4 separate regions of the Mus musculus genome follow, and regions 1, 2 and 4 are each linked to region 3. Evidence: chromatin loops called from intact Hi-C (ENCODE). Cell type or tissue: gastrocnemius. All regions are shown on one strand. Each heading gives the region's core, and the rest is flanking DNA. Links, peaks and the distances in the headings are about the cores only.

Region 1 (7,945 bases), core at 1,581-6,580, 110 kb after region 3:
AAAATTTGGCTTCTCATTACTAAGATCTGTTGTCTCTTGCATCAAGTCAAAGAGTTCTCAGAACTATTACCATAAACGTTCCAGTGTTTTATGAAATCAATATGTGCTTTTGTGAACATAAATTCTGACAGAATCCCAACATTACAATGAAGTATGGAACACTCACGGGCATCGCTTGCATTCAATTGCACTGGTTTAGTGAACACTTTGTAATGATCTTTCTTATAAATAAGACCAATGCTTTTCCCAGATGGCGTCTTTATCTTTCAAAGCACTGTGTTCATACTTAATTTTTTACAAACTCTTTTATGTGTGTTTATGTGAGATTTTTATTCTTTCATGATTTCCTACACCCACTGCAGAGTATAGGGTATATCACAGAGGAGGGGCAGGGAGATTGTGAGCTGGCAGATGGGAAAGCGTGCTGCGGAAGGAACTCTGGCCATCACGTGAACTCGCAGCATCTGTGGTCACGTCCTGCAACACGATCGGGCCTTCTGCTCTCTGTAGCAAAGGGGCCCTTAAGCCTCGGCAGATAATAGAGAGGCATGTCCTTTCCTTAGTGGTGGATTGCCACTAGGTGCTATCAATACTTCAGTAAATACTCCTCTACTGCTCCACAAGGTTTGTGGGGAGCCGCACTCACATTTGCCATTACAAGATGGCCCTGACAGCTGTGTTCTAAGTAGTAAATAATCTGCACATGTGCAGGGGCAGTTTTCCCGCCATGTGCTCTGCCTTTCGCGTGATGACAACTGGGCCGATGGGCTGCAGCCAATCAGGGAGTGACACGTCCTAGGCGGAGGATAATTCTCCTTAAAAGGGACGGGGTTCTGGCACTCCCTCTCTTCATCTGTCTCTTCGCCTCTTCATCTCTTTCTCTTTGTCTTTTCCTCTGCTCTCTTCCTCTGCTCTCTGCGTGTCTCTCTCTCTCTCTGCCCCTCTCTCTGTCTCTCTCTGCCGCGCTCTTCCTCTCTTGCTCCTGAGTAAGCAATAAAGCTTTTGCCGCAGAAGATTCTGGTTTGTTGCGTCTTTCCTGGCCGGTCGTGAACGCGCGCAAGAAAGGTTCATGAAAGTTATTAAGATTTAAGCTGTATAAATAATGGTTAATATGGATGATTCAAGGATAGAGAAATATCTAAATATTGTTAAACCAAAATGAAGAAATAAGCCAATAAGAGTTTATAGTATAATGAAATAATATTTTTCTTATAAAAATTACATGTGAAGCTGTCTATTGCTCAAGGTTCTGATACTTAGCCACTTTAACTGTAAAAGTAACTTTCACCTGCCTGATGCAATTGTCACCCTGTAGGCTTACTGTTGAATAAGTTCATCCTTTCTAGTTCTTTCTGAACTCTGGTTGGCTGGTTCCACTCTGCTTTTCTGGATCAAACACCTTTCCAAGCTGAAGGGTTTAGTTTGGCTTTTCGAAGCTTCTCACAGAATTGCTCTGCTTGGCTTTAAAGTAACTCTTGCAATTTGTTCTAATCTGGCTCCTCATTTTCTAGCTCATTCTGTATTCACCTGTGTCTAGCTTATTTTCTCTACAACCTATGTCTGTAAAATTATCCTTGTAAAAACTGCCTCTGATCTCCGTAAACTGAACTGCCAAGTATTTTACTCCACTGCATGGCCTCAACCAAAATGGCTGACTAGAACTCAGAAATCTTCCTGTGTCTGTCTCCTGAGAGCTGGGATTAAAGTTGGGTACTACTATGCCTGGACCTAAGCTTTTCTTTATCTGAAACTTGCTTTATACCAGGATGGCCTTGAACTCAGAGATCTGCTTGTGTCTTCCTGTTTCTTAGGATTAAAGGCATGTGCATATTCTAGCTGTATCCCACAGACCTAGAAGGTATAGCCAGAGCAGCCATGTTGCTGGATTTAAATTCCTCTACACTTAAAAATCTGCAATGGCTAACTTTAACTATTATTACATGCATGACTTACTTGGCCAATCATTGTGCAGTCCATCTTTTGCATGGAATATGGAGATCTGAACTCATGCCCTTTTGCTTTTACAGCAAGCACTATTATGTATTGATCTATTTTGCTTACCTTGGTTTAAAGACTTAAAAGTAAGACTCAATTTCCTGAGAAAGAAGAGATTTCAATCCTAAAAGAGAAACATGCCAAGTTGCCAGCCTTTCCCTCTGTTTCCAATATGCAAGGCTGGCCTGTTTTCCAGATTTCATATTTGGCATGTCTATAAGGGCATTGCCAAGTCCCTAAAAATGAATTACTGAACACATATTCATTCTCTCTCTCTCTCTCTCTCTCTCTCTCTCTCTCTCTCTCTCTCTCTCTCTCTCTCTCTCTTCAGTTGGTTTTCTATTTTAGCCTAAATAAGGACAAAGGTATGCCATTTGCAAGACACGGAGGAAATTGGAGATAATTATATTAGGTGAATCACAGTCATCACTAAAAGACAAATGGTACTTTTTTTTTTACATTTATGTATCCCAAACTGAATACAGATATATAAGATCATGACTGTATACATGACATGTAAGTGGATGCAAGGTGTCTTGGAAAGTGAAGGCATTTATAGAAGGGACAGAGGTGAGGTAAATAGAATAAGACCACATGAGCAGAATATGCTCAGCACAAAATTATGTAAAAATATCTGTGTGTAACACAGTGCATATACAATGAACACATGCAATACTTTCAAAAATAATATGAGCCACAACTAGAAGAATGTACTGAGAAAAACCCATAGTAGATCATTTGAATCTTGCTTGTGTAAGAACTAATAGAATCCAAGGGCAAGTAGACAGTTTTAATAGAAAAATAGGCAAGAAATTTCAACAGACATAGATAAATGACAGATATGGGGGAAAATAACTCATGAAAAATACACAGCATTCTTAGTCTTCACACAAATGCAAATCAAAACCACAACAGCATGCCATTACATGCCCACTTAAAATAGAAGAATCGATAATTGTATTATTATGATAATTATATAACCAAGCAAGATATTGGGGATGCAGAATAACAGGAGCTTTGAGGCATTGTCATTGAGAATGTGGAATGTTACTTTCTGTGGAGAATGGTACCTCACTGTCTAACAGTGCTAACCATAGGTTGTCTCATGAGTCACTGGTCTTGTTTCTAGGTATTTATACAAGATAAGTGAAAGTGTATGTCCAAAAATACCTATGTATAATTGATTGTAACATTTGCATCCATACAAACTCAAATCAGGGGATTGCTTAATGTTCATGTCATAGTCAGTGTGTAGCTACATCACGGAACATATATCCAATTATAAATAGCAGTAAAAAAAATGGACTACTGAAACATGCAACAAGAAGTTGGATATAAAAAACATTCTGTTTTTTGCAAGGTCCAAGCCAAAATATGTTCATGATTTATAATCCCATGCACTATGAAATTATAGGGCTAGGTATTCTAATACATCAGGAAGGAGACATAAAGGAACATGAGAATATCTGTCTGTTAAGGAAACTGCCTCTCTAGCTGTTTGTTCTTGGTTATATAAGTACATATGTTTGTGGGAGCACACTGGTGAATCTTTAAAATGCCACACCATTAAGAGGACTAAAGTTTCTCCACCAGAGTCTATGCAAACAGTCAGCTCTGATGATATCCACCTGTAGTCCAAATGCAAGAGAGGCAGAGGCGGGATGACAGGAGGCTCCTAGCCAGCCATTATAGCTGAATTAAAAAGTCTTAGAACAAGATGGATAGTGAGTAAGGAGCATATCTGATGAGGGTCAACCTCTCACACCTACAGGCATGCATATCCACACTCACTATAGGAACGTATACATGTGTGCATACATACACACAACGGTGATTTTCACTACATGGAAATTATATCTAAATAAAGCTGACTAAAATTAAGATAAAAAAACTGACTAGAAAAGTACGCACCTGAGAGACAAAGTCATAACACAAAGAAGGCACAAATAACTCTGTCTTTGCAGACATGATTCTGTTCCCAGAACCCAGAAAGCCTTTCACTCCAGTTTCAGGATATCTGGCACCCTCTCCTGGCCTCCAAGAGCACCAGACATACGCATGGTGCAGGTCCATATACGCTGGCACACATGTGCAGAATAAAAGGGTGTATAAAGGAGTGAGCTTATGGGACAATGCATAAAACGAAGAGAACAGAGGCTCACTGGTGTGTGATTGGGTCAGAGTTTAAATCAGCCCGCCTAAGTCCATGGGCCAACAATATCTGTCAACAACAAAGTATTCGGAATCACAAATACCCAGATCCCACCTTGGTGTACATATCTGCAAGCATCCACACACAAGCACAGTCTGTAACAGGGAATGTTAAAAATGCATAAAACGTGGTGGAAGAACTCTATGCAGTAATAGCATAAAGAAGCGAGCTGCCTGTGACAGAACAGTTTGCACAAACTGTCAGCATATCAGGAACTGGGTTCTAAGTCCATCTCTGCTACTAACTACATGAGTGACCTTGGGAAGTTTGCCCGACCTGTTTGTGTCTCAGCTTCCTCCACCATAAAATAAACATTAAAACAGTGTACTTACTGTGGGATTAGTCATGGAGACTATGTGGTCTATGAGTCATCATACAACGTAAGCCTTTGAGAAAGCCAAGGAGGGCTGAACCTGAAAGGGAAGCACAAGGGCAGGGCCTGTGGCCCTCGGCCAGCCTTCTGCCAGTCAGGAGTCCTTTGGTCCATCCTTGTCACAGATTCAACACAAAACCCCCTGGTGGTAAGCATAGAGAAAGCACAGTATGAAACCAGGTTTGTCAGGAGAAAGAACCTGCTGAGCCTGGGTAGCAAGATGCTGCCCTAGACCTTGAGGAGTCAATATTGAGGACATAAATGTGAGCCTGATGGGAAATACACAGGAGTTTGGGTTCAAGCATTTTATTACTTTTGCTATTGCAGCATTTTGTTTGACTTAAAAGGTATACACACACACACACACACACACACACACACACACACACACACACACATATTGCAATAAGCAATTGTTGTTGGATTGAAGGCTCAGTAACATGTGTAATAAGCTGGTAAAAGCCTTTGTTGCAAGTAGGTCAAAGGGCAAGTGATGTGGGTTCACAGCACTGTGGTGGGTGTTTGTTGTTATTGCTGTTGTTGTTTGTTTTGTGTTAATGTAGTACATTTGTATTTCTCAAGAAAAGAATGTGTGATGGATGAGGGAAAACTGGTAAACATGGAGGAGGAGAGAAACAGAAAGCATTCTAATATTGTTCTCTATTGTTTGAGCATTTCATACTGTGTACAATGTGTTTTTATATATACTCCATTAATCCCTTCCCATATCCCCAGATCTCTTTCCCCCAGGCCCCCAACACTGTTTCCATAGTTACATAGATGATAGATAGATAGATAGATAGATAGATAGATAGATAGATTATATATACATATATATATATATATATATATAGAGAGAGAGAGAGAGAGAGAGAGAGAGAGAGATCATCACTAAGTCCAAAATTAATGCTACCATGATGTAGCATTTTGCTCATCTATCTAGAGAGTGATTTTTTTCCTTAAAAATCTTGCCTGTGTGTACAGAAAGTGTAGCGTATCTTCATGTTTCCAGGATCCGTTTTCAAGCTATTAAAGCTGCTTAGTTCTGCCCTTTCTTCCATTCAGAAGGAAATATTTATTAGCATTTATGAGTTGCTTATTAGCATTTCTACTAAGTGGCCATATAACTCTAATGAAAAATAACAACATAATTACAAATGAGTGGAGGATGTGTTAATTAGAATTGATTTATACTCAAGTATTCCTATTCTTTATTTTCCAATATCGGTACCTAGCCTGGAAAGCAGGAACTTTGCAACTTGAACACCCAGCCCCGGTCCCCACCTCCTAGAATTAACTTCTAATAATACAAAGCTACTTCTGGATCTGAAGGAGCTCACAGCCATCATCAGGGGTGTCGAGTGCTGAGAATGGCACTCGGTGCTTTAGGAAATTCAAAGGTGTCCATTCATAAAGCAGAGCTTATTTTACTTGAGTCAGAATGTTGGCCTAACCACTGCACACAGGTGGCTTCGTGTGATGCATGCCACCTCTGGATTCTGCATGGGAGACATAATCATAAAACAAAGTAAGTGCTCTGAGAGGGTGGGTGCTTGGCATAAAGCAAGTTAGTTCTCGGGCATTTAAGGAGACTTCTATACAATGACAGTTGGGAATGCCATCTTCCTTGGTTAAGCCCCATAAAATGTCAGTCTCAGCGGAAGAAGAATGCAGACTAAGCAAGTAAGAAGCCTGAGTCCCCAGTAATCTGACTATGGATTTTCCAGTCATTTTCAGTCTGTAGCTAGAAAATCACCTGTTCTTGAAATGTATGAAAATCACTGAGGCAGAGATTCTTCCTGCTGAATACTACTCCGGGCCGATATTACCAGGAAAGGTAAATAAAAGTTTATCAGATTTTACATGTGGAGCTTAATAGATTACTTTTAAAGACACACTAGAGCTGAATTTGCAGTGCTTGAAGATGGGCTCTGCTTAAGGAAGCCACAGGTAAGGATGAACTCTTCTGCCGGGCTGAGATGTAGGGCAAGAGTAGTTTAAAGTCTTCAGTTACATGCTTAGTCAGACTTTGCCTCTATATGTACTTGGCTCTAAGACCTGAAGTTAGGATTTAAAAACAAAACAAAACAAGCAAACAAAACCAGCAAATCTCTAAAACTGAATTTTAAGTATACATAAATGATCTCATTCAAGAATATTTTCTTCTATCAAAACAATAAAATAAAATAAATTTATTCTCCCCCCCCCCTCTCTCTCTCTCTCACACACACACACACACACACAAGCACACACACAAGGAGAGAGAGAGAGAGAGAGAGAGAGAGAGAGAGAGAGAGAGAGAGAGAGAGAGATTAAGATTGTAAACTACAAACCACTCTCCTCACAAAATCTGACATTTTTCTTTAAAGTTACACTCTAAGGGTAATACTTGCTGTTTCTTAAGTGAACGTGGTATAAGAATGCTCTGTCCTGAAGAAAATCATTAACAGAAACTCCCCAGATGATATTCTTAATAATTAGTTCAACGTGTATGGGGAGGCTTGTCTCATTTTAAAAAATTAAGTATAGTATTTGAACATTTCCTTACAGTGTGCTTGTGACAAAACAAAAGGGACAAATGATTTTGCAATAGTAACCACTGAGTACTTTTAGTGTCAAGGAAATGAAGGCCAAGTGTATATAATCAATGTACTGGGCAGAATCTCAGCACATGTATAGATCAAAAAAGAAGAAGACACTGGACATACAATAAACTGTAACAGTGAACTTCAAACCTCAGCAAACTCCAGGGCAAAGAAGCTGTGACTATCTTCTTACTGTGTGCCGCAGTGATTAAACTGCAATTAATATATGAATGTGTGAAAGAATTATACTTAATAACCAAGGGAGGTATTTTCGTGTGAAGGGTGAGGAGGTGAATAGTACCACTAGAATGTGGACACACCCAGTGGAAGAGAATATATAACTTGACACCTGTCTGGACCATCTCACTCAAACTCACATCGTCCCATTGACACCTAGCTGATCGTACCTCTCCTCTCAACATGACCTACAGCTGCCGTTCTGGAAGCTTCTCCTCTAGATCCTATGGAGGTCAACTGTGCTACCCCTCCTCCTGTGGCTCTTCCTTCCCACGCCAACTGACCCACAGAACTAACTTCTGCTCTCCCAGAAACCGCCATCTGGGTTCCTCTTTCCGTCACGGCTATCATCAGAACTGCTTCCAGCCCATCAGATGCCAGACTTCCCATGTGGTGCACAGCTCCTGCCAGCGTCCCTGCTACCGTCCAAGTGTGTCCAGCTTCTGCAGTCCTTGCAGGGCCACATATGCTGGCTTTCTTGGTTTTAGGTCCAGCAGCTGCCATTCCCAGGTCTATGGGTCAAGGAGAGTCTACACTTCAGGC
Region 2 (7,945 bases), core at 1,975-6,974, 170 kb after region 3:
ACCTCAGGGTACCTTCTCCAAAAGTGACCATATAATTGGTCACAAAACAGGCCTCAACAGATACAAAAATATTCAAATTGTCCCATGCATCCTATCAGATCACCATGGACTAAGGCTGATCTTCAATAACAACATAAATTAATAGAATGCCTACATTCACGTGGAAACTGAACAACTCTCTTCTCAATGATACTTGGTCAAGGAAGGAATAAAGAAAGAAATTAAAGACTTTTTAGAGTTTAATGAAAATGAAGCCAAAACATACCCAAACTTATGGGACACAATGAAAGCACTTCTAAGAGGAAAACTCATAGCTCTAAGTGCCTCCAAAAAGAAACTAGAGAGAGCATACACTAGCAGCTTGACAACACACCTAAAATCTCAAGAACAAAAGGAAGCAAATTCACCCAAGAAAAATAGACAGCAGGAAATAATCAAACCCAGGGGCAAAATCAACCAAGTGGAGACAAGAAGAACTATTCAAAAATCAACCAAACTTGGAGCTGGTTCTTTAAGAAAATCAACAAGATAGACAAACCCTTAGTCAGACTCACTAGAGGGCACAGGGACAGCATCCTAATTAAAAAATCAGAAATGAAAAGGGAGACATTACAACAGATCCTGAAGAAAACCAAAACACCATCAGATCCTTATACAAAAGGCTATACTCAACAAAAGTGGAAAACCTGGATGAAATGGACAAATTTCTAGACAGATACCAGGTACCAAAGTTAAATCAGGATCAGGTTAATGATCTAAACAGTCCTATATCCCCCAAAGAAATAGAAGCAGTCATTAATAGTCTCCCAACCAAAAAAAAAAAAAAAAAAAAAAAAAAAAAAAAAAAGCCCAAGACCAGGTGGGTTTAGTGCAGAGTACTATCAGACCTTCAAAGAAGATCTAATTCCATTTCTTCACAAACTATTCCACAAAATAGAAGCAGAAGGTACCCTATCCAATTCATTCTATGAAGCCACAATTACTCTGATACCTGAACCACAGAAAGACCCAACAAAGATAGAGAACTTCAGACCAATTTCTCTTATGAATACCAATGCAAAATACTCAATAAAATTCTCTCTAACCAAATCCAAGTAAACATCAAAAACAATCATCCATCCTGACCAAGTAGGTTTCATTCCAGGGATGCAGGGATGGTTTAATATACGGAAATCCATCAACATAATCCATTATGTAAACAAACTCAAAGACAAAAACCACATGATCATCTCGTTAGATGCTGAGAAAGCACTTCACAAAATCTAATACCCATTCATGATAAAAGTCTTGGAAAGATCAGGAATTCGAGGCCCATACCTAACCATGATAAAAGCAATCTACAGCAAACCAGTAGCCAACATCAAAGTAAATGGTGAGAAGCTGGAAGCAATCCCACTAAAATCAGGGTCTAGAAAAGGCTGCCCACTTTCTCCCCACCTATTCAACATAGTATTGGAAGTCCTAGCCAGAGCAATTCGACAACAAAAGGAGATCAAGGGGATAAAAATTGGAAAAGAAGAAGTCAAAATATCACTTTTTGCAGATGATATGATAGTATATATAAGTGACCCTAAAAACTCTGCCAGAGAACTCCTAAGCCTGATAAACAACTTCAGTGAAGTAGCTGGATATAAAATTAACTCAAACATGTCAATGGCCTTTCCCTACACAAAGGATAAACAGGCTGAGAAAGAAATTAGGAAAATAACACATAATAGTCACAGATAATATAAAATACCTTGGTGTGACTCTAACTAAGGAAGTGAAAGATCTGTATGATAAGAACTTCAAGTTTATGAAGAAAGAAATTAAAGAAGATCTCAGAAGATGGAAAGATCTGCCATGCTCATGGATTGGCAGGATCAACATTGTAAAAATTGCTATCTTGCCAAAAGCAATCTACAGATTCAATGCAATCCCCATCAAAATTCCAACTCAATTCTTCAACAAATTAGAAAGGGCAATCTGCAAATTCATCTTTAATAACAAAAAACCTAGGATAGCAAAAGATAGATAAAAGAACCTCTGGGGGAATCACCATGCCTGACCTAAAGCTGTACTACAGAGCAATTGTGATAAAAACTGCATGGTACTGGTATAGTGACAGACAAGTAGACCAATGGAATAGAATTGAAGACCCAGAAATGAACCCACACACCTATGGTCACTTGATCTTTGACAAGGGAGCTAAAACCATCTAGTGGAAAAACGACAGCATTTTCAACAAATGGTGCTGTCACAACTGGCAATTATCATGTAGAAGAACGCGAATTGACTCCTCTCTCCTTGTACTAAGGTCAAATCTAAGTGTATCAAGGAACTCCACATAAAACCAGAGACAGTGAAACTTATAGAGGAGAGAGTGGGGAAAAGCCTCGAAGATATGGGCACAGGGGAAAAATTCCTGAATAGAACAGCAATGGCTTGTGCTGTAAGATCAAGAATCAACAAATGAGACCTCATAAAATTGCAAAGCTTCTGTAAGGCAAAAGACACCATCAATAAGTCAAAAAGGCCACTAACAGATTGGGAAAGGATCTTTACCTATCTTAAATCAGATAGGGGACTAATATCCAATATATATAAAGAACTCAAGAAGGTGGACTCCAGAAAATCAAATAACCCCATTAAAAAATGGGGCTCAGAGCTAAACAAAGAATTCTCACCTGAGGAATGCCAAATAGCTGAGAAGCACCTGAAAAAATGTTCAACATCCTTAATCATCAGGGAAATGCAAATCAAAGCAACCCTGAGATTCCACCTCCCACCAGTCAGAATGGCTAAGATCAAAAATTCAGGTGATAGCAGATGCTGGTGAGAATGTGGAGAAAGAGGAACACTCCTCCATTGTTGGTGGGATTGCAAGCTTGTACAACCATTCTGGAAATCAGTCTGGTGGTTCCTCAGAAAATTGGACATAGTACTACTGTAGGATCCTGCAATACTACTCCTGGGCATATATCCAGAAGATATTCCAACTGGTAAGAAGGACACATGCTCTACTATGTTCCTAGCAGCCTTATTTATAATAGCCAGAAGCTGGAAAGAACACAAATGCCCCTTAACAAATGAATGGATACAGAAAATGTGGTACATTTACACAATGGAGTACTACTCAGGTATTAAAAAGAATGAATTTATGAAGTTCCTAGGCAAATGGATGGACCTGGAGGGCATCATCCTGAGTGAGGTAACCCGGTCAGAAAAGAACTCACACAATATGTACTCACTGATAAGTGGATATTAGCCCAGAAACTTAGGACACCCAAGATAGAAGATACAATTTGCTAAACGCATGAAACCCAAGAAGAATGAAGACCAAAGTGTGGACACTTTACCCCTTCTTAGAATTGGGAACAAAACATGCATTGAAGGAGTTACATAGACGAAGTTTGGAGCTAAGACGAAAGGATGGACCTTCTAGAGACTGCCATACCCGGGATTCATCCCATAATCAGCCTCCAAAAGCTTATACCATTGCATACACTAGCAAGATTTTGCTGAAAGGACCCAAATATAGCTGTCTCTTGTGAGGCTATGCCGGGGCCTAGCAAAAACAGAAGTGGATACTCACAGTCAGCTATTGGATGGATCATAGGGCTCCCAATGGAGGAGCTAGAGAAAGTACCCAAGGAGCTAAAGGGGTCTGCAACCCTATAGGTTGAACAACAATATGAACTATCCAGTACCCCTCCCCCCCACCCCGTCCCCAGAGCTTGTGTCTTTAGCTGCATATGTATCAGAAGATGGCCTAGTTGGCCATCATTTGAAAGAGAGTCCCATTGGTCTTGCAAACTCTATATGCCTCAGTACAGGGGAACGCCATGGCCAAGAAGTGGGTGTGGGTGGTTAGGGGAGTGGGGGGGGTATACGGGACTTCTGGGATAGCATTGGAAATGTAAATGAAGAAAATACCTAATTAAAAAAAGTATTAACCATAGAATTCTTTAGTGAGACCTATATATACAATACCAACTCTATAGGATAGATAAAATAATCTTTATTCGATCATAAATGTGAATTATCTTGTTTAATATACATATTTTCATTCACAGAATTTTAAACATCCCTTAATGTAAGTTGGAATATCATTTTTATAAATTCAGCATTTGTTGTGTGGATAAAAAGACCATTGGCTCTTTGTTTCAGAAATTCAGCAATTTCTGCTGGTAAGTTGCCATCATCCCTTCCAGCTAAATGGCTGGAGTACATTTGTCACCTTCACTGGATCTTAACATCTGCCACTGAAAGTTTCTTGAGGCCATATCAGAGAAAAGGGGCTAGCCCCCACTTAGTGTAGGAACTTTGTTTAAAGTCTAAACTAAGGTCATCTTGTCTTTCAATAATTGCTTATCTGAAAACTGCATCTGTCATTCCCTCAGGGGTTATTGCCATATTTGTGTCATCTCCTCTAAATAGCCCTTTCCTCTGTGTGAGCTCCAGAGGTGCTCTCTGCAAAGCCAGTGGCAGTCGTGGAAGAGAACCCTGCTCCTGAATGATTGCCAAGACACCAGAAGGACATTGCCAGCTGTCAGCCAGCATACAGTGTAACCCAGCCTTTGTGAAAACCTCTGTACCAGACTCTGCCCCTGGCATGTCTACAGAATCACCCTCAGCGTTTTCTTCCTATGTCTTTAGATCTTGGCACTTAGAAACCTGCACTCAACATACTGGACTTGGAGGACAGATGGCAATGAATGCTCCCTTGTGGTCACATGTGTCTTCTGCTTGCTTGGGAGTTTGCAGCTCCTGACCTCTAGTGGACTGTGTTTGCATGTTGACAGTTGGGTTACCTACTCAGCCACTTTGTCCTTGACATCCATATTGCTTTTTTCTGTCTTTCAATAATCCCTCATAACTGTCAGTTCCTAAATAAAAATCAGATGTATTACACACACACACACACACACACACACACACACACACACCTGCAACCCTAGTGCTATTGTGTTTTCAGAAGTGGGGAGCTGGGAGGCATGGAGACAAGATAATTATTGGAGCTTGCTGGCTGCCAGCCTGGCTCCAGGTTCAGTGAGAGATGCTCTTTCAAAGGAACAAGATGGAGAGTGATTGAGTGGGAAATCAGTCATACTTTTCTGGCTTCTGAATGTACACAGGCTCAGGTAAACACACACATACACAGATGCACATATGTGTGTGAGTGCACACACACAAATGCACACATACGAACACAAATGCACACATGATCACTAGTACACACACACACAAACACACACACAATGCACACATGTGCATGAGTGTATACACACACACACAAATACACAATTGTGCACACATCCTCCCCCCACATATACAAATATGATCAGCTTGTTTATTGCTCTGTGTCTTACCCTTAAGACAATTTGTTAAGCAGATGGTGGCTCACATCTATTTCCCTTTCCTTTTCTTTCAATACCCTTTAAGCCTGTCAGATGTACTTTCAAGGTGGCATCGTTTCTTTATCTTCTAATAACTTTAAATATTATTACTAGTTATCTCTTCAGAAATTCTCCATTGTTATTTGTTACTATAACTATTACATCACTACTTATATTTCTGTGTTATTAAACACTTGTCAAAAATAACATAAAATCAAGCCCTTATAATGATGAAAGCGAGAGGTGTCTCATAACTTCAAGGAGCAAACATCAGTCTGTGGGAAAGAAAGGACTTTAGGAACTGTGAAAAGTCAGAGACATTATCCCATGTGTGTGGAAACAAGGTAACCCGTCACAGCTTCCCAAATGCGAGCAGTCGACATGAGACACTCTGTCAAAGAAGGAAATGACTATTGTTCAAGGCAGCAGCAGAAGCCATGGTGTTAGCATTTGTTTCTGTTCCATGAGCCCCAGTTCTTCCAGGCCGGGTGCAGCTGCATTCACAATGTCTTGTTTTACAGAAGCCCTGGCCCATGGATACGATAATAAGCTATATGCCTGGCACTTGCCCCAGAGATAAAACACTATTATTGTCCTATTTGCTTCATAAGCATGCTTGAAAAGATAATTCAAAACAGAAGCAATTGGTGGGTCTTCACTAGAAACCAGAATGCAACTACCTCCTGATGAACACTTTCTCCCAACAGCATCCAATCATTGTCTCTACCCTGCACTGCTTTGATGAACGTGTCTATGCTCCAGCCAACTGACCACCTAGAGTCTGCCATTAGTAAACTGTACTCAATCCATTCATGAAGTCTCAGGGCTCAGTAAAATTACTATAACTCCAGTATCATTCAGAAGACAGAGGCTGCCTCTGTTTGCTAAAGGTTCAGCAAAAAAAAAAAAAAAAAAAAAATCAAGTGACTTGTGGCTCAAAGGGTTCCACAGGCACTGTCACTTCTCGATATGTAGGGTTTTTTTTTTTTTTTTTTTTTTTTTTTTTTTTTTGCCACCAGGAGAATCCATTTGGTAAATTACTGGTGGGCAAGCATGGGCACACAACACCGTGGGCATAAATGTTCTGAACTGGCTAACTGGTTTGTCTATTTAGGCACTGGTAACCAAAGAACACACGTTCTGCATTTCTTTCTTTGAAATCTCCCAGTATATTTGAGAGTAAGCTGATACATTCTCAGTAGACAAGGAGATAATATGAGGCATCATCGTCTGACAGTGGCTAATGCATGAGGGAAAGAGAAGAAAGAGGAGAGGAGGGGGGGAGGGGAGGGGAGGGGAGGGGAGGGGAGGGGAGGGGAGGGAGTACTGGTTTCTTGTCCCAGGTTTTAAACACCTGTTAACAGCTCTACAGCAAACCTCTAGTATTTTCAGTCCTCTTGTCATCCCATGGACATTAGCAACATTGTAAATGTTTATGTGAGAGAACAATGAATTGACTTCACAGGTCCTATTTTGCTGCAGCACAAGGTTTGGTCCTTTTGGGTGTTATCAGACACACAGCAAGAAGCGCATTTGTTGTTCCTGTTCACCTTGCATTTTCTCAAGCATATGCAGAAAATTTAGTCACCCAGTTTCAACATAACTGCTAGAGTCATTTCCCAAGCTAACTTACATTCAAGCTAAAACATTGAAGGACTGAACAGAGATGGAGCAGCAGTTCCCTTCCATCCTTCACAGGAAGAAGAACCTCACTGACAGCGTCCCCAAGAGAACCATGTAAAGTTTAAACAATGTCACTGTTGAGTAACAATGTTACTGCACCCTGTTTATACCAATGATGAATCTTCCATACTTTGATACCAGCACAGGTGCAATGATGAATCTTCCACACTTTGAGATCAGCACAATGTGCAGAAAGGTCTCCTTAATCCTCTCAGAGGTGCCTCTACCAATCCAGGTAAATCTTTGTATTAGTAATTTCATGTGGCAAACTGCAAGCTGATTAACACAAAGATGCTTACCCTGAACACCGATTTTCAGCTGCCTTTCACCTCTTCCTCAAGAATTGAGTATGAATCATCTCCTTGATTCTTATTATTAACAGACAATAAACTGAAGGGGTATATATTGTCTCCAATTAGTCAAAGTGAGCACTATTGATTCCAATGAAATCCCCTCAGATTTGCCTAGTTATTTATAAGGTTCTTTGGTGCTCTCTTCTAAGACAGTCATGACTTGTCAAAACCCCAGAATTGATGGCATGCCTGTGTCCCTCTTTCTCTCCCTCTCCCCTCCCCTCTGCCCTCTCCCCTCCCCCATCTCCTCCCCTCTCCCCCCTCCCCCTCTGTCTCTCCATCTCTCCCTCTGTCTCTCCCTCTCCCTCTGTCTCTCTCTGCCTCTCCCTCTGTTTCTCTCCCTCTGTCTCTCCCTCTCTCCCGCCCCCTCCCCTCCCTCTCTCTCTGTGTCTCTGTCTCTCTATCCCTCTCCCTCTCTCTCCCTCTCCCTCTCTCTCTCCCTTTCTCTCTCTCTTTCTTCTTCTTCTTCTTCTTCTTCTTCTTCTTCTTCTTCTTCTTCTTCTTCTTCTTCTTCTTCTTCTTCTTCTTCTT
Region 3 (7,945 bases), core at 1,216-6,215:
TGTAGATTTTATGAGTCTGAACATATTAATTTAATGAAGGAAAGAAAGAAAATGATGCTCTCTCACACAAAGAAGTAGAGGGAAATGTTGTTCTTTAAAGTGAAATAAACAGCATTGCAGCCATCCCAAGGCAGCCATCTGCAGGTTCCCCTCCCCACCTCTGGGCATCAGTCTTCATTAGGCTCTTACACTGAGGTGGAAGACAAGCTGTGGAAATCAAGGAAATATGACCCTTGCTTTGGACAATTTGCAATACTTGTCAGAAGCATCTGAAAACAATTTAAGTCAAAGTGATATATGCTGCTTTCGGCCAGAGGAAGCACCTCCCAGCGATGTCTCCTTTGGCCTGACACCTTAAGGCAATTGCTTTATAAGATTTTTTTTTCTTTTAGAATAAGGACCCTTACCGGGTTATGGAGAGTCTTTTTAGTGGGGAACAATGATCGTAATTAGAGATAGACATATCTTTGACATTATTGCCTCAAGCATTGTCCCTTCTAATGCAGTTTTACCATCTTAGATAAATAATCTTTAGCATTCAAACTAGCACAAAGCATAAAGCGTTTAGCTCACTGCACAGCAAACCACCCGTACTACAGCCACACACACACACACACACACACACACACACACACACACACACACACAAGTTAAGATGGATATTTAATATCTAGATTCCATTCTTAGGCAGGTGCATGAGAAATAAGAATCTCTCCACATTTCATTAAAATCGTTTTACTGAAGTCCAGTTTATTTTAAGTCCTTATACATCTTGCATATCAGTGTTTTGATGACACTATTCATCACAGAAGCTTGCCATTTTGAGACACCAATCAGTGTGTGTTTTTGTTTAAAAGAAATGACTGTGTGTGGATCAGCGAACAACTTTGCTAGCCAGATGGCAACAATTTTCGGACAGATTGTGCAACGGGTATCAATTATTTTTAATTAAGCTAGCTTCCCTCAGCCCAGACAGTCTACCTCTAAAGCAGTTTTCTGAGTGATGTGCAGGGTGACCTTTTGCTGAGGGAAGATGAATAACAGCTTTGAAGATTGAACACTATTACCTGAATTCCAGGGCCGCAGACATCACTGCTCTATCCAGTTGTGAAACCACACAAAAAGTAAATATGCGTGACTAGGATGGTATTCTCAATTCAATTAAAGCCGCGGGTAAATTGTGTTCATGTGCCATGGGGATGACGCACCCAAGGACAGGGGTATATAAGTGCTTTGCGTCTAAGAAGGGCTATTCCAACTCTGAACATTCTCCTTATCCCATCCTCAAACTCCTAGCTCCTCTCAACATGTCCTGCAACAGCTGCTCTGGAACTTTCTCCCAGTCCTTTGGGGGCCAACTGCAGTATCCGATCTCTTCATGCGGTTCCTCCTACCCCAACAACGTCTTCTACAGCACTGACCTCCAAACTCCCATCACCCACCAGCTGGGCTCTTCTCTTCACAGTGGGTGCCAGGAAACCTTCTGTGAGCCCACCAACTGCCAGACAGCCTATGTGGTCTCCAGACCCTGCCAGAGGCCTTTCTACAGTCAGAGGATTCGAGGGCCCTGCAGGCCCTGCCAGTCAACTTTCTCGGGATCCCTGGGATTTGGTTCCAGGGGTTTCCAGTCTTTTGGCTGTGGCTACCCATCCCAGGGCTTTGGATCCCATGGTTTCCAGTCAGTAGGATGTGGTACCCCTACTTTCTCATCCCTAAATTGTGGATCCAGCTTTTACCGCCCAACCTGCTTCTCTACCAAAAGCTGCCAGTCTGTTTCTTATCAGCCAACCTGTGGGACTGGCTTCTTCTGATCTCTATTGGGGAAAATTAGAAATGTAAAAGGTGCCTACTACCTACTGTGTTAAGAGCCGTGCTGTCTTCAGAGTTTCTATATTAGTCTAGAGATTTGACTTCTACTCATGAGTTCCTGTAATTGGAAAACGTATTTGATTAGAGAAAGATGCTAAATTGTTTTCTTGTATATTATAGGTATGCAAAAATCAAGCATAATTCTTTCTTCGCATATCTCTTAGTAATTACTCAGACTTCCGGTCTTGATTTTTGCAAAGAGGAAGGTTGTAAGTTTAAATAAAGATATGCAACTGGACTTCTTTATGTCTTGTGAATACCATTATTGTTACTTTCATTTTCTTGACTTCAAAACTACTTCAGAACATCTCCCTGGGCTTTGTTGTATCATGAACCTGACATGTTAATTGTATAGAGTTAAGTTATCCTTTTGTATTTGAAGGTTTTTTTTCAACTTTTCTGTTTTCTCCATCTGTTAATACATCACACAGTGAAATGAAGAGAGCACCTTATTAGAATAACAAACTTAGATCTGTGATTTTTTTTTTCCAAATGGTGCTATGTAATGTCGGGAGAAAGATTATCCTTATGAAGTGCATTCTAAAATATGTGCAAAGTTACAGGTGGGTAAGAAGCTACATGATCATGAATTAGGTGGAGATGGGGTCTAGTCCCGCATCTTCACTGCCAGATAAACAGAGCTTCTAAATGAAATCTCTAACACATTCAACAGTTGCTTACAGGTATAGCTAGTATTGTTCATATGTTACTTATATATCTTGGTGATATCCCAGTTGGGTCTTGTGACTCTTGGGTCTGATGAAAAGAATTTGGTTTATATACCTATACATATACTATACATACATATACATATACAGTATTTAAAAACCATGTGAATATTATTTTGTTTCAGGATTTGACTTGGTGCAGAAGTGTGATATCTTATTTGCATAGTGGACAGCATCACAAAGGCTTCTCCACTGAATTCCAGGAATCATTATCAAAGGTGGAGATGTTCTAAGCCTAGGGTCACCACATACAATTTTTTTATTCCAGTTTTGTCTCAGCATCCAGTTTTATTTGTTAATGGTCTCACAATCTTCCTTTTACTTATTACGATCAGTATAAGTTCATCAGCACGCACAGTGACTGCTCTAGGGTACTGTCAATTGATGTTTGCTGTGGGTTCATTGCGTGGTTCAGTCTTTAAGAAAAGCAAATTATTTTTGTTAAATCTGAAACAAGAGGAGTCTTCCATTATAAAAGAAGTCTTTTAACAAAAGAGATCACTTTTTTTTTTTCATTCAAAAACAGCACGCAGAAGGATTACCATGAGAGAATTTATTGTTTTTATAATGTTGTGGGCAATTAAAAAAAAAAGACCTACATAAAGGCTGCGTCTTTCCCTTTTTTATTATATATTTACTTTATTTACATTTTAAATGTTATCCCCTTTTGTGGTTTCCCCCCCAGGAAACCCATTATCACATTCCCCTTCTCCCTGCTTCTATGCATGTGCTCCCCCACCCACTCACCCACTCCCACTTCTCTGTCCTGGCATTCCCCTACACTGGACATCTAGCCGTCACAGGACCAAGGGCATCTTTAGTTTTCCTTTGTCCACTTGTGAATGTAATGGACACATCCACACCCAACATGATACAGCAATACCCAGTAACTACCAGTAGGTGGGAGTAGTGGGAAAACTAGGTGTACAGGAAGTGTGGACATGAGTTTTTGCTGCATCTGAACTCATGGAGAATAGTCTATATTCTCTGGATACTGTGGAGTGAGCATACACTGTATTGTTTAAATCCACAACCTCTTATCGTTATTTTAGCACAGCGTGTAGAATTTTACATTTTGTAAAGCAATTCTTTTCTAAAACAATTAGTTAAAAATAATGTCATTTTTAACGTAAAGAGGATTTCTGCATTGAATTTGGAATGCTATAAAAGGTTAATTTTAAGCATAGAACGTATATAATAATCGGAAGACATTCTCATGATGGTTGATGCCATCACTGATTGCATGAAAAGTTAAGCATGTAATTTTATTGAATACACACAATGTCTATGGGCCTGGAGACATGCCTTAATGAGTAACAGAAGCTTATGTGATATATAAGTACAGATCGTATTAACAGAAGGAACTGATTTAATACATAATTACATATATCAAATTATATATTATAGATAATTTAAAATAAAAAATTAAAAGTAAGAATAAAATTAAATAAGAAGATTGATTTAAGTAGAATATATAAAAGTTGTACAGGCCCAAACTAGAAGAAATCCAGGCATGGAAGGAAGGGTTGGACACAAAGTCTCACCCCTAGCCATGGGATGGTTGGCAATTTTTAGCTGCTGGAAACGGGAAGGTCAGCTTTTTTTTGTTTGTTTGTTTAGTTGGTTTTATTTTTTGTTGTTTTTGTTTTGTTTTTAAGAATGTAGTCCCCTGGTAAGTTGATCATACTTCAGCGGTGAGACCACAGATTCAGGAGGCACAATTACTCTTAAATTATTTTTAAGGAAAATATTTGGGTGGATAGAGAAGGGAGTTAAACTTGGGGAAAGTTGGCTGGGGTGGGGGTGGGCGGATAAACATGATAAAAGAAAATGTTACAGATAACTCAAGACTCTGAAGGAACTAACTAGAAGATGGTTGCTTAATGTTGGGAGACAAAAGTGTGTTTATGTGTGAACTTTATACCTAATTTTTCATTTGTTTTAAGTCATTTTCCTGGTGTTAAAATAGCATTTTATAGATAAGCAAACAAGCAAAAACCTTATGGCAACAGCAGAAAGCAAAACCATCCATTGGGAGAAGACACTGTTACTAAGGATGAAAAAGAGTGGCAGGAGACAGGGGGAGACAGAGATGGGGCAAAAAACAACAAAACAACAACAACCTCTCTTGAAACTCTCTTCTTAAATCTAAACTTGAATTTACTTTAATTTTTTTATTGTACTTTTTAATTTTTTTATTGTACTTCATCTATTTGAAGTTAATAAACTAGATAGAACAGATTAAGTTTCCTCCTAAGATACAATTACCATAGCAGCAGAAACACAAATCAATCTTTGGTTATGATATGATTTGTGATTTTTAAAACAAACAAACAAAAATTGCTAGAAAAAAAAAACAACAGGAACTGACATTTTTATGAATTCAGATTATTATAGGGTTTTCTCTGAATCTATGGCAAGCTTCCAACCCTTTTAGTGTCTCCTTTTCCTCCTGTCTAAACAGAACAATAATCTGTCTCTATGGATGTGTAAATGTTAAGAAAAAAGTCCTATGTCTCATGGTGCCTTGCTCCATAGAGCATGTTGTCATGATGATGCCAGACAGGACATTGGCACACATATCACATGATAGGCTCACAGTCCTTCTGTAAACACATGTTTCTTTTGGTGTACACAACACACAAATATGTGAGTATCTCAAAAGTCACATTAGGGTAACAGAAGGAGCCCAGTGTCATTCTTTCCCTGTGCAGTGATGAAAATCCAGGAAATTACAAAAGGTCAACTAATATAATGAGGAGATGTTGCTCCCTGTTGGACTGACCCTGAGGTGGACAACTGTGACAGTCTTTCCAAATGACCTTGAAAGTCTCTAGGATAATGCAATCCATATATTGTTGATTAGGTCAAATTAAAAATGAATTTCTTTGGTAGATGTCTTTCTTTATCATTACACACACACACAGACACATACATACATACATACATACACACACACACACACACACACACACACACATATCCTGCCATAGTGTAAAATACTTGATTTCCAGAATCATATGCCAAATTAACCGTCCCCAATCTTTGACTTCTGCTCTGCTTTCAGAATCCGACTAAGCACATTGAGTAAAAATACTCAATATTTCCTAGACATATTGTTTATAGGTCAATAGACGTTGAATTTGGAGGAAGCATCAGGGGATCTACAACAGGTCCTGATCCCGGATAGTTGTGATTTTCCTTATACATGTTTGCTGATAATGTACTGAAAAGATACTGAAACATAGAAGGTTGGGATTACAGCATTTACATGATCAAATCTATCCAGAGATTACCTGAAGCTCATATTTTTCATGCCCCCCCCAAAAGTCTGCATTCAAATGCTAATAGACTTAGATAGTTTTTGTTTATGTGTAGACTCCATTTATAAAATATATAATATTTTTTCTTTTTTAAAGTTTATTTATTTATTTATTTTAAAGATTTATTTACATTATGTATATGAGTACACCATTGCTCTCTTCAGACATACCAGAAGAGGGCATCAGATCTCATTACAGATGATTGTGAGCCACCATGTGATTGCTGGGAATTGAACTCAGGACCTTTGCAAGAACAATCCTTGCTCTTAACCCCTGAGCCATCTCTCCAGCCCCTAATATCTTATCCTTGATGTGTAAAAGTTTAGTCAGCATCCCAATTGCCTTGTTTCTCTGGATCAGCAAAACTTCCTGTTACTCAATTTCAGCAATTCTTAGTGATAGTCAGCCATGTCTTCAGGTGTGAAACATGACATTCCTATAGTTCCTTATTGCAAATGAGAATCACAACTAAATATAGAAATATGTTTTCAAAGACAATTTGAAAAGGTGATTTGACATGTAATGAATTCCCCAATGTATGAATGCAAATCCATAAGCAAATTAGTAATAAAGTGACCAATGTATTGAGGTTTCAGAATGCATACATTTATTAGATAAAAATTTTGAGTTTTCAACTACCCTTGGATGAAAACCAAACTACATGTATCATTATTTTTCCATAGTAAAGAGAGAAAGGAATAATTGGAGGTTACCCATAAATTCCAGAATATCCCAGTAATTGAGAATGAGAGAAGCTGATAATGGAAGAAATAACAGATAGCAAGAGGAGGTAAGCAAGAAACAATTTTTGCAGGGCATACAGACTTTTACTTATATATTGCATGAAGGAAGAGAGGGGCTCAGCAGTTGAATCCCTAGATAATATTACCACAGGTTGGTTTATAACATGGTTGGCAGATATTATCAGCCATGTGGATTGGGTAGCAGAATCTGTACCCATAACTCAGGAAAGGGAAGCCAGAGACTCCATAATTCAGAGGTTCAAAGACAGTGGATCCACAACCCATGATGTAGCATCTTCTAGATCCATAATCCTGGGAGAAACCGTTGCTGGACCCAAAGCCCAGAGAGCCAGCATATGTTCCCTGGCAAGGACTGCAGGGTGTGGAGCTCCTGGGGTAGTAGCAGGGCACCTGGCAGGGGCTGGGCACCACACAGAAACTCTGGCAGCTAGTGGGCTCAATGCAGGTCTCCTGGCAGCCACTGTTGAAAGAGGAGCTCAGCTGGCAGGTGCTGGGAGAGCAGCTGGTTGTGGCGATCAAGTTGCTTGAGCAGGAGGAACAACAGGAGGAACCCACGATGGGCAGGCAGCACCTAAAGGAGGTAGACAAGTTATTAGAGTGGCAGTTAGAGCTCATGTTGAGAGATGTGAGTTCTGGTGGATGTAATTGAGATGATCCTGAGTCTGAATGTTACCTGTGAAGACGTGGGCTTATATACTCTCAAGAGGAGGTGTGGTACCCAAGATTGTCAGCCCTATCCTATATGTGGGCTGTCCTTTAGAAATGTGCAACTAAAAGATGTGAATCTCACAAATTTCTCTGTAATTGTAGTTGCATTTGAATACTTCTCTACACAGTATATTTATGGCTGTTGTAATTTCATTGTGACAAAGAGCAATGAGCTACTCCTATGTCAGAAATGCCAGGATTACTTTACATTAAATATTATTTCATAATGTCCAGAAAGATCCTTTTTCCTCCTGACATACTTTTTGTGTGTTTTGTCATAGAATGTTATGAGGAAAACATTTTTCTTTACAACATAAGGGATGCAAGTTTCATGTACTTGTTGTTGTTGTTCCTGTTGTTAATGAATTGGGAAACATACTTTTTGGATTCATGTGGAACCTACTGAAGTTTAACCCTAATGTCTCCTCACCATCCTTTCTAATTTTCTCATTAGTCTCTGTGAATTACTCAACATTACCTAACAAAAACTTCAAAATAAAAAGATAGAAAGAAAAACTGAGTAATATTGAACCTTGCATGAAAGAGACAGAAT
Region 4 (7,945 bases), core at 1,068-6,067, 430 kb after region 3:
TGAATACCTGTGGTTTCTCAAGGCCTCCTACAGCTGTGATGTGAATGAGACCACTAAACTAATGATTATATTTTAAAACTCTTCAGGTTGATGTGTCTTTCTCTTCATTAAATTGGAACAATAGTATTCACTGCAATCTTTCCATTAGTGCAGATCACCAAGAAGTACTCTCTTGTCCTATTTGCTTTAGATTACCATAATAAAACACTGCCAAAAGCAACTTCGGGAGGAAACGAATTGATTTAGCTTATAGGATGTAGTCTATCATGCAGGAGATCAACAAAAGAACTTGAAGCAGAAACTTTGGAGGATCTGCTGCTTAAGGCCTTGCTTTCAGATTCAAGCCCCTCTACCTTTCTGATAAAGCCCAGATCCACCTGTCTGAGAATGGTACCTCCCACAGTAGGCAACATTCCTACATCAGTTATAATCAAGGAAATGATGCACAGACATGCTCACAGGCCAATTTGGTGGGGATAATTCCTGTGTTGATAAGCTCTTTCTTCGCAGGTTGACAACCAAGATCAGCCATCACATCTAAGGGTTGTGACAAAAATTACATTCCCACCAGTGGATTTTTCAAGCTATTGAGGTATGTAGTAGTCACTTATACATGCTGTAAGAGAATCTGGGCAAATCTGTGGTATGCAGAAAAAGTTCTGCTCGTAGCATAGAAAATAAATGTCTGCATGTACTTTGTTGGAGGGAGTGCTTTATTCGCCCCTCATATTAAAGACCCAGCCAAGTGCACATCTAAAATGAAATCACCCCACATTTTCCATTTTGCACACCATCTTCCTATCACTTCATAAACTGCCCTTGTTAAATTTGTCCTAGAAAGGGGGCTGGAGAGATGGCTCAGTGGTTAAGAGCACCAACTGCTCTTCCGAAGGTCCTGAGTTCAAATCCCAGCAACCACATGGTGGCTCACAACCATCTGTAATGAGATCTGACGCCCTCTTCTGGTGCATCTGAAGACAGCTACAGTGTACTTAGATATAATAAATAAATCTTAGAAAAAGAAAAAAGAAAAAAATTTGTCCTAGAAAATACTTCCTGTAAACATAAACAACTGAGAAATTAAATGGATGGACAGGGCTTGGTTGATTAGGCATGCCCAGCTAAGTTTCATTTCCCTCATCTGAAAGTAGAACTTGCAGTTTCTATTTCCAGCGTTGGAAGATGCCTCGGATTTCTAAGCCTAACAAAGGCTCTGGCATCATTTCCTGTGTTATCCATTTTTCTTCAGAGTGGCAAGCATATCACCTTGGGTTTAATGTGTATCAACACGTAAATTTAATGAGAGGCAGTTGGATGTGATGATTGAATCCTCAGGAAAGAAGAGCTGGGCCATCGTGGCTGTCATTTCAGATTCTAAGGCGTTCTCAAAGACTTTGACCCCTCCCACTCAAATTAACCTTATTCACTGCTTGTTATTCCCAAAGTCCTCAAAACCCCATCCCATTAACTCAGTTCTTAACATACAACACGGGCATCAAATGGCAAATAAACTTAACCTCAAAGATTAAGGTTTTTCCTCTTGTGACCTTGTAGGCATGAAGATAATGTTAATACCACACCGATCCTTGATTGGCATCTCTTTTTGTTTCCTACACGAGCATATTAACCACTAAAGAGAAAGAAAGAGAGACCATGGGACAGATTTACTAAATTCCAGTTATTTCAAACACACACATATTCATACACACGCATTGCCTGTTCACACTCACCCGTCCACAAAAACACGTGATTGGTTCCCTCTCTCGTTAAACTCAGAAATCACTAATGTACTAAAATTGTTTACAGACATGAAGAGATTTGAAAACACAGTTCTGATTAGCCTCTAGATCCAGTATTTGTCAAATATTAAGTGATGCTTCCTGTGACCGGCAAGGAGCCATGCCGCCATGCGTGGAGTAGCCGGAAATGAAATACTTTAAGACTTCATGATTGGCTCTTGTGTTTTCCTGGGCGACACAGGATCTGCCAACCCTCAGTAGCTAAAGTTACAGCTTTGCTTTCCCAGCTGTCCCAGCTACTGGCAGGGTCGTGGGGTAAAGATGAGAGACAGTGACAGTGGTGGCTGTACCACAAGCTCTCCAAATGGCTTTCAGGGTGGGCATAACAAATAAAATGTGTGGGACAGCCAATGCCTATTCTTTCATCATATTTTCCTTGCATATTAAAGTATAAGTCTTTACTATTCATGAACCAATCTTACACTATTTTTCCTACTTAAAAAGAAATTTACATTACCCAAAATATCAGCTCAACAGCCCCAAAGGAACAATAGAGTTTTTTACAGAGATTTGCTGAGAAGAAATTCCCAAAGGCAAGGTATCAAATTACAGTGATTCTCAACCAGAGGTGGCTGTTTTCGCATTTGCTCTGTCTCTATTGAAATGAATCGTCTTCTTTGAAATGATGTCTTAGTGCTGAGAGATGCAAGACAGTGAATAAAGCAGTTATCTTTGAAAGTCGTGAATCAATGTCCATAGGTCATAAAAAGACAGCAAATAAAGTTAAAATAAACAAAAATTGTATCTATGAAACAGAAGTTTAAAATCTTTCCACCTTCACGGATGTCATGCTGAAAGAGATATAATCCATCATTTATTTGCACACTAATTCTTACAGACTTATTAAACAGCTGTCAACTTTAGTGATCTCAGAAGCCATTCACAATCCAGGGACTTCCACACATCATGGCCTATGGTTCTTTGGTGACAGTGAAAAAAGTTATGAAGATAGTACTCTACTCTGACCCCTAGAATCTCTTCTCTTTACAATTAGTGACTATCAAAAAGGAATCATTTCTTTAATGGACAATTATAACTATCTCAAAAGTGGACATCTTTGCCTAAGTCAGCAGTTATAATGTTTGATGTTTTACCAGGTGAGCCAGGAAGATTCTCAGAAGTCAAGATGATGGAGGGGAGACTGAACAGTATATATTAGTCAGACTTCTTTCTCCCTGGGTCAATCTAACCTTATAGATAGATAGACAGACAGATGGACAGACAGGTGGATGGACAGTGGGACAGACAGAGAGATGGGCAGGTAGACAGGCAGATAGATAGATGTAATCACTTTGCGAGGACTCAGCTTTACTGTGTATCCTGAAGAAGGAAGATGCTGTGATGTCAAAGAATAACAACAATCTGTGTTTGTTTTCCACTGTGATTACTTTCTAAACTCTAGAAAATCAAATATTTCTTATCTTCTCTACTTATTATTTTGACAAACGCCATTTATTATGATTAAGAATGTTTTCTAATCTTCTTAGACATCTATCTTCCTCATTTTTCCAGTCCCTTTTTTGTCTCTATTTGTTCCCTTTAGTCTGGAAGTTGCAAACAGTTGACATACGAGGAATCCCCCAGCTTCCCGCAACCTCTGGGACTAACTTCCACTTAGTTGCTAAAGTCCCCCTGATCAAATAAGTGAAACCCTCCTTTTCCCCTATCTCTAAAACATATAAATGTTTGATGCCACTTAGCACTTTATTACTCTATGTAAATATGTCATGTCTGTGTTCACGGAGCATTTAACTGTAAATCTCCCTTACAAACCAATATAGGCAACAATCTGAAAAATGGCAAAGTAGAAAAGTGCAAAAAAGAGAGCCATTATAGTGCCCTCTAGTGGAATTAAGTAGCATTGTAGCTACTGAAATGGTGATTTTTTTTTTTTAAACATCACAAAATATAGCTTAGGAACAGAAAATTCTTTTTGTGTGTGTGTTATATTTCTTTTTTATTATGTATTTTCCTCAATTACATTTCCAATGCTATCCCAAAAGTCCCCCAACCCCCCTCCCCCACTCCCCTACCCACCCATTCCCATTTTTTGGCCCTGGCGTTTCCCCTGTACTGGGGCATATAAAGTTTGCCTGTCCAATGGGCCTCTCTTTCCAGTGATGGCCTACTAGGCCATCTTTTGATACATATGCAGCTAGAGTCAAGAGCTCCGGGGTACTGGTTAGTTCATAATGTTGCACCTACAGGGTTGCAGATCTCTTTAGCTCCTTGGATACTTTCTCTAGCTCCTTCATTGGGGGCCCTGTGATCCATCCAATAGTTGACTGTGAGCATCCACTTCTGTGTTTGCTAGGCCCCGGCATAGTCTCACAAGAGACAGCTATATCACCATCCTTGCAACAAAGGCTTGCTAGTGTATGCAATGGTCTCATTGTTTGGACGCTAATTATGGGATGGATCCCTGGATATGGCAGTCTCTAGATGGTCCATCCTTTTGTCTCAGCTCCAAACTTGGTCTCTGTAACTCCTTCCATGGGTGATTGTTTCCAATTCTAAGAAGGGGCAGAAAATTCCAGAACAAAATAGATAAAAAGAGTGAGGAGTATTGGGGAGGGAGGGGGCAGAGTGTATTTTGGGAAACTTTCAGAAAAAAAAAAAAAAAAAAACTCAATCTTTGCTATCTCTTTAAAGTATTAGTGTATTTTTCAAAAAGTACCCTAATTTATAATAAACACTATAACCTTCCTTATTAATCCCTTGCTTCAAGATTTCAATGTTACATAAGCTTTTGGCTGTTTGTTCAAAACTGAATTTACCCTTGACTAACTTGAGTCAGCAATCAGTAAGCTGGGCAAGTGGTTTTGCTGGTAAATTAATGGTATAAATTCTGTGTTATGAAATAGAAATACAATGAAGCAGTTTCTGCACTGTGGATCGTGGAGCTTAAGGAACCTGTGGCATAAATAGCAACAAGTACCTGCTAATGAAGAACAGGAAGAGTGTGGGCTTAATGGACACTGGGCTTTTGTCTTGTTCCCAGGAAAACAGTACTATTACTGGGTATTGCAGGTAAAAGGAAGGTTGGCTGTTATGCCTGAAATGGCAACAGGAGAGAGAAAGAAAGACCAAGCGACAAAGAGCAACACAGAGAAAGAGAGAGAACTAACCAACGCAAGAGGAGAAACATATACAGATTACAGATGGTCCTGACCATCAGCTAACGATGAAAGTATGTTTACATAACCAAATGGCTAAACACAGGGCAGGACAAACAAAAATATCTGAAAGTGAGTTAAATAAGCATTGTTGTATCAATACTGAAATGACTTAAAATCAATAGGCACATTCATAAGGAAGGTAGAGAACACATTTTTATGAATGGTGAGGCAAGGCCCTCTCCAAATCCACTTTATAAAAGTATGAAGAATACTGACACATGGTTTCAAAATCATCTTTCCAACTTTGAAATAATCTGAGTATTTTCAGAAATCTGAGAAGCTTCATCCATGGGAAAATATCACAACTTAACAGTAAACTTTGTAGGAATTCCACTGGTTCTATTTTGCTTTCAAGGTAGTCTTGAAACTAGTGCCTCAATCTTCCTCTTCTGGGGTAGGAGGTGTCCACACACCCTGGGGACAGTCTTCCCCTTAAATTAATCTTTCTGGAAATATCCTTACCAACCCACCCAGAAATGTGTCTCTTAACTTACTCTAGATCACAGCAAGTCAACTTCCAAGCATAAGCATCCCAATAAACATATGAAGAAGTAGAGATGTATATATGATTCCCAGGAAAACAACTGAAATGTATACTTTTTTTGATTTGGCCAGAAATGTGTAAAGCAAACAGACAGAACCATTGCTATTCTTACTTTTCCACAAAATATTCAAAAGTTTTATAAACGGAATCACCAGATTGTAAAAAGTCAAAACACACACACAGAAAACAAAAACAACAACAACAACAACAACCACATAGCTAAGTCTCAAGTATCCAGGTATCACATGACTTACATTTCTATCTGAATAGGATGCTTCCTTCTGCTGTACTCTTCCATCTGATGCCATCTCAACCTTCCTCATCCTCTTAGTATCTCACTAGCCATCATCTCTGTCTCCCTAAGAGGACACTGCCTTGCCTAGCTCAGACCTCACTGTGCCATCCCCAAGTTTCTTCCTGTAGGTGTCTACCTCCCAAAAGGTACAACCTCATGTGGCTTGTGACATCTTGCTACAGACACTCCTGCTCAAACGCCTTACTGAAGCAGAGTGGCCCTAATCTCTTTGGCTAGGTTCTCGATGTGCATAGTTCTTTGAAGCTCCTTCAAATGCCTACTTAATCTAAGCTAACAGATTGTCTTTCCCATCCGGAGTCTTCTTCACCGCTTCACTGATCACCACAACTTCTACAGCTTGCACTTCAATATCCTAAAAATGCCCTCTATCCACACCCATAACATTTCCATGCTGAAGTTCGCCCACCTAACCAGATGTCTGCTCTGGCCATTCGTGTGCAGTGGCTTTTGTACTGAAATATTAAGGAAGAAATAAAGGGAGGCAGGGAGACATGGCAAAAGGAGACATAGGAAGAAGGAGAAAAGGCAGTGAGAGTTTGATAGGAACGGGCCTCTTAGGGAAGACAGTAAGAGAATCATTTGAAACTAATTAGCATTTACCGTGAGAATCTGCCCTGCTTTCTTTTTTCTTCCCAGTGTTTCATTCAAGTCCATCACTGTAGCTGCTAGGGTAATAATTAGGGGGTGATAATGACCCTTAACTGATAGAATTTTCTTAAGGGGGTCATGCCAATAAGATGGTTCATTGGGTAAGGACACTTGAAGCCAAGCTTGAAGACTGACCCATGTTTGATGGTACCTGGAACTCACATAGTGGAAAGGGAAAATGATTGACTATCTCAAGGTGACTTTTGCCCTCCACATGTGTGTTGTGATAAGCCTAAACACACACACACACACACACACACACACACACACACACACACACACACACAAAAGAGGGAGAGGGAGAGGGAGAGGGAGAGGGAGAGGGAGAGGGAGAGGGAGAGGGAGAGGGAGAGGGAGAGGGAGAGGGAGAGGGAGAGGGAGAGGGAGAGGGAGAGGGAGAGGGAGAGAGGGAGAGAATGGCACATAAGAATTTCACTCTAGCTATCCCGGGTCCCTCAGAGACCAGTTTGTGCAGAAGATTCTGTGGATTGCAGAAGCAGCATAGCTTCTGGGACAGGCCCTGCTTAGGGCCTTCATCTTCAACCAGGAAGCAGATCTGAGCTCCAGACATCTGCGCTCCTCCCCCGGCAGAGTAGAGGTGACCTGCAGAGAGTACTCTGACTACTGAGACTCAGAAGAGAGTTGGACTCCCAGGAATGCTGACAGAGGCTAACAGAATCACAGGAGGAACAAGCTCCAGCCAGAGACAGCTATAACAACTAACACCAGAGATTACCAGATGGCGAAAGGCAAACATAAGAATCTTACTAACAGAAACCAGACCTCTCACCATCATTAGAACCCAGCACTCCCACCTCAACAAGTCCTGAATACCCCAACACACCTGAAAAGCAAAATTCAGATTTAAAACCGTATCTTATGATGCTGGTAGAGGATTTTAAGGAGGAAATTAACTCACTTAAAGAAATATAGGAGAACACGGCTAAACAAGTAGAAGCCCTTAAATCACAAAAATTCCTTAAAGAATTACAGGAAAACAAAACCAAACAGGTGATGGAATTGAACAAAACCATCCAAGATCTAAAAATGGAAGTAGAAACAATAAAGAAAATCCAAAGGGAGACAACTCTGGAGATAGAAACCCTAGGAAAGAAATCAGGAACCATAGATGTGAGCATCAGCAACAGAATACAAGAGATGGAAGAGAGAATCTCAGATGCAGAAGATTCCATAGGGAACATGGACACAACAATCAAAGAAAATGCAAAATGCAAAAAGATCCTAACTCAAAACATCCAGGAAATCCAGGACACAATGAGAAGACCAAACCTTCGGATAATAGGAGTAGATGAGAATGAAGATTTTCAACTTAAAGGGCCAGCAAATATCTTCAACAAAATTATAGAAGAAAACTTTGCTAACCTAATGAAAGAGATGCCCATGAACATACAAGAAGCCTACAGAATTCCAAATAGACTGGACCAGAAGAGAATTTCAC

Evidence for each region. Hi-C counts contacts between places; a loop is a spot of excess contacts. Peaks named below come from ENCODE experiments on the same cell type or tissue, not always from the same donor. Only the 100,000 strongest peaks of a DNase experiment are listed, where the experiment ranks them.
Region 1: a loop joins it to region 3, with 2.1 times the contacts of the local background. A loop is called at or near these places in 2 of 42 quality-filtered maps.
Region 2: it touches region 3 in a loop (5-fold over the local background); 5 of 42 quality-filtered maps call a loop at or near these places.
Region 4: a loop joins it to region 3, with 6 times the contacts of the local background. A loop is called at or near these places in 3 of 42 quality-filtered maps.

The regions. Positions count from the first base shown.
Region 1 is chr16:88,707,548-88,715,492 of GRCm38, reverse strand. It overlaps 2310061N02Rik (RIKEN cDNA 2310061N02 gene), which reads left to right and starts at 7,531. Exons shown (of 1, transcript NM_027155.1): 1 at 7,531-7,945. The coding sequence starts at 7,586. In gastrocnemius, for the core only: a CTCF peak has its summit at 4,025 (motif pointing left); DNase peaks (open chromatin) are centred at 4,024 and 4,672.
Region 2 is chr16:88,654,354-88,662,298 of GRCm38, reverse strand. No RefSeq gene overlaps it. Among named protein-coding and RNA genes, the nearest start is that of Krtap26-1, 11 kb to the right of the region's middle. In gastrocnemius, for the core only: a CTCF peak has its summit at 4,758 (motif pointing left); a DNase peak (open chromatin) is centred at 4,600.
Region 3 is chr16:88,819,452-88,827,396 of GRCm38, reverse strand. Krtap14 (keratin associated protein 14) reads left to right here and starts at 1,252. Exons shown (of 1, transcript NM_013707.2): 1 at 1,252-2,106. The coding sequence starts at 1,308. The coding sequence ends at 1,811. 4930553J12Rik (RIKEN cDNA 4930553J12 gene) reads right to left here. Exons shown (of 4, transcript NR_138570.1): 4 at 6,505-7,255. In gastrocnemius, for the core only: a CTCF peak has its summit at 3,489 (motif pointing right); DNase peaks (open chromatin) are centred at 1,468 and 3,468.
Region 4 is chr16:88,388,656-88,396,600 of GRCm38, reverse strand. No RefSeq gene overlaps it. Among named protein-coding and RNA genes, the nearest start is that of Gm33255, 11 kb to the right of the region's middle. In gastrocnemius, for the core only: a CTCF peak has its summit at 3,650 (motif pointing left); no DNase peak of the experiment used is centred there.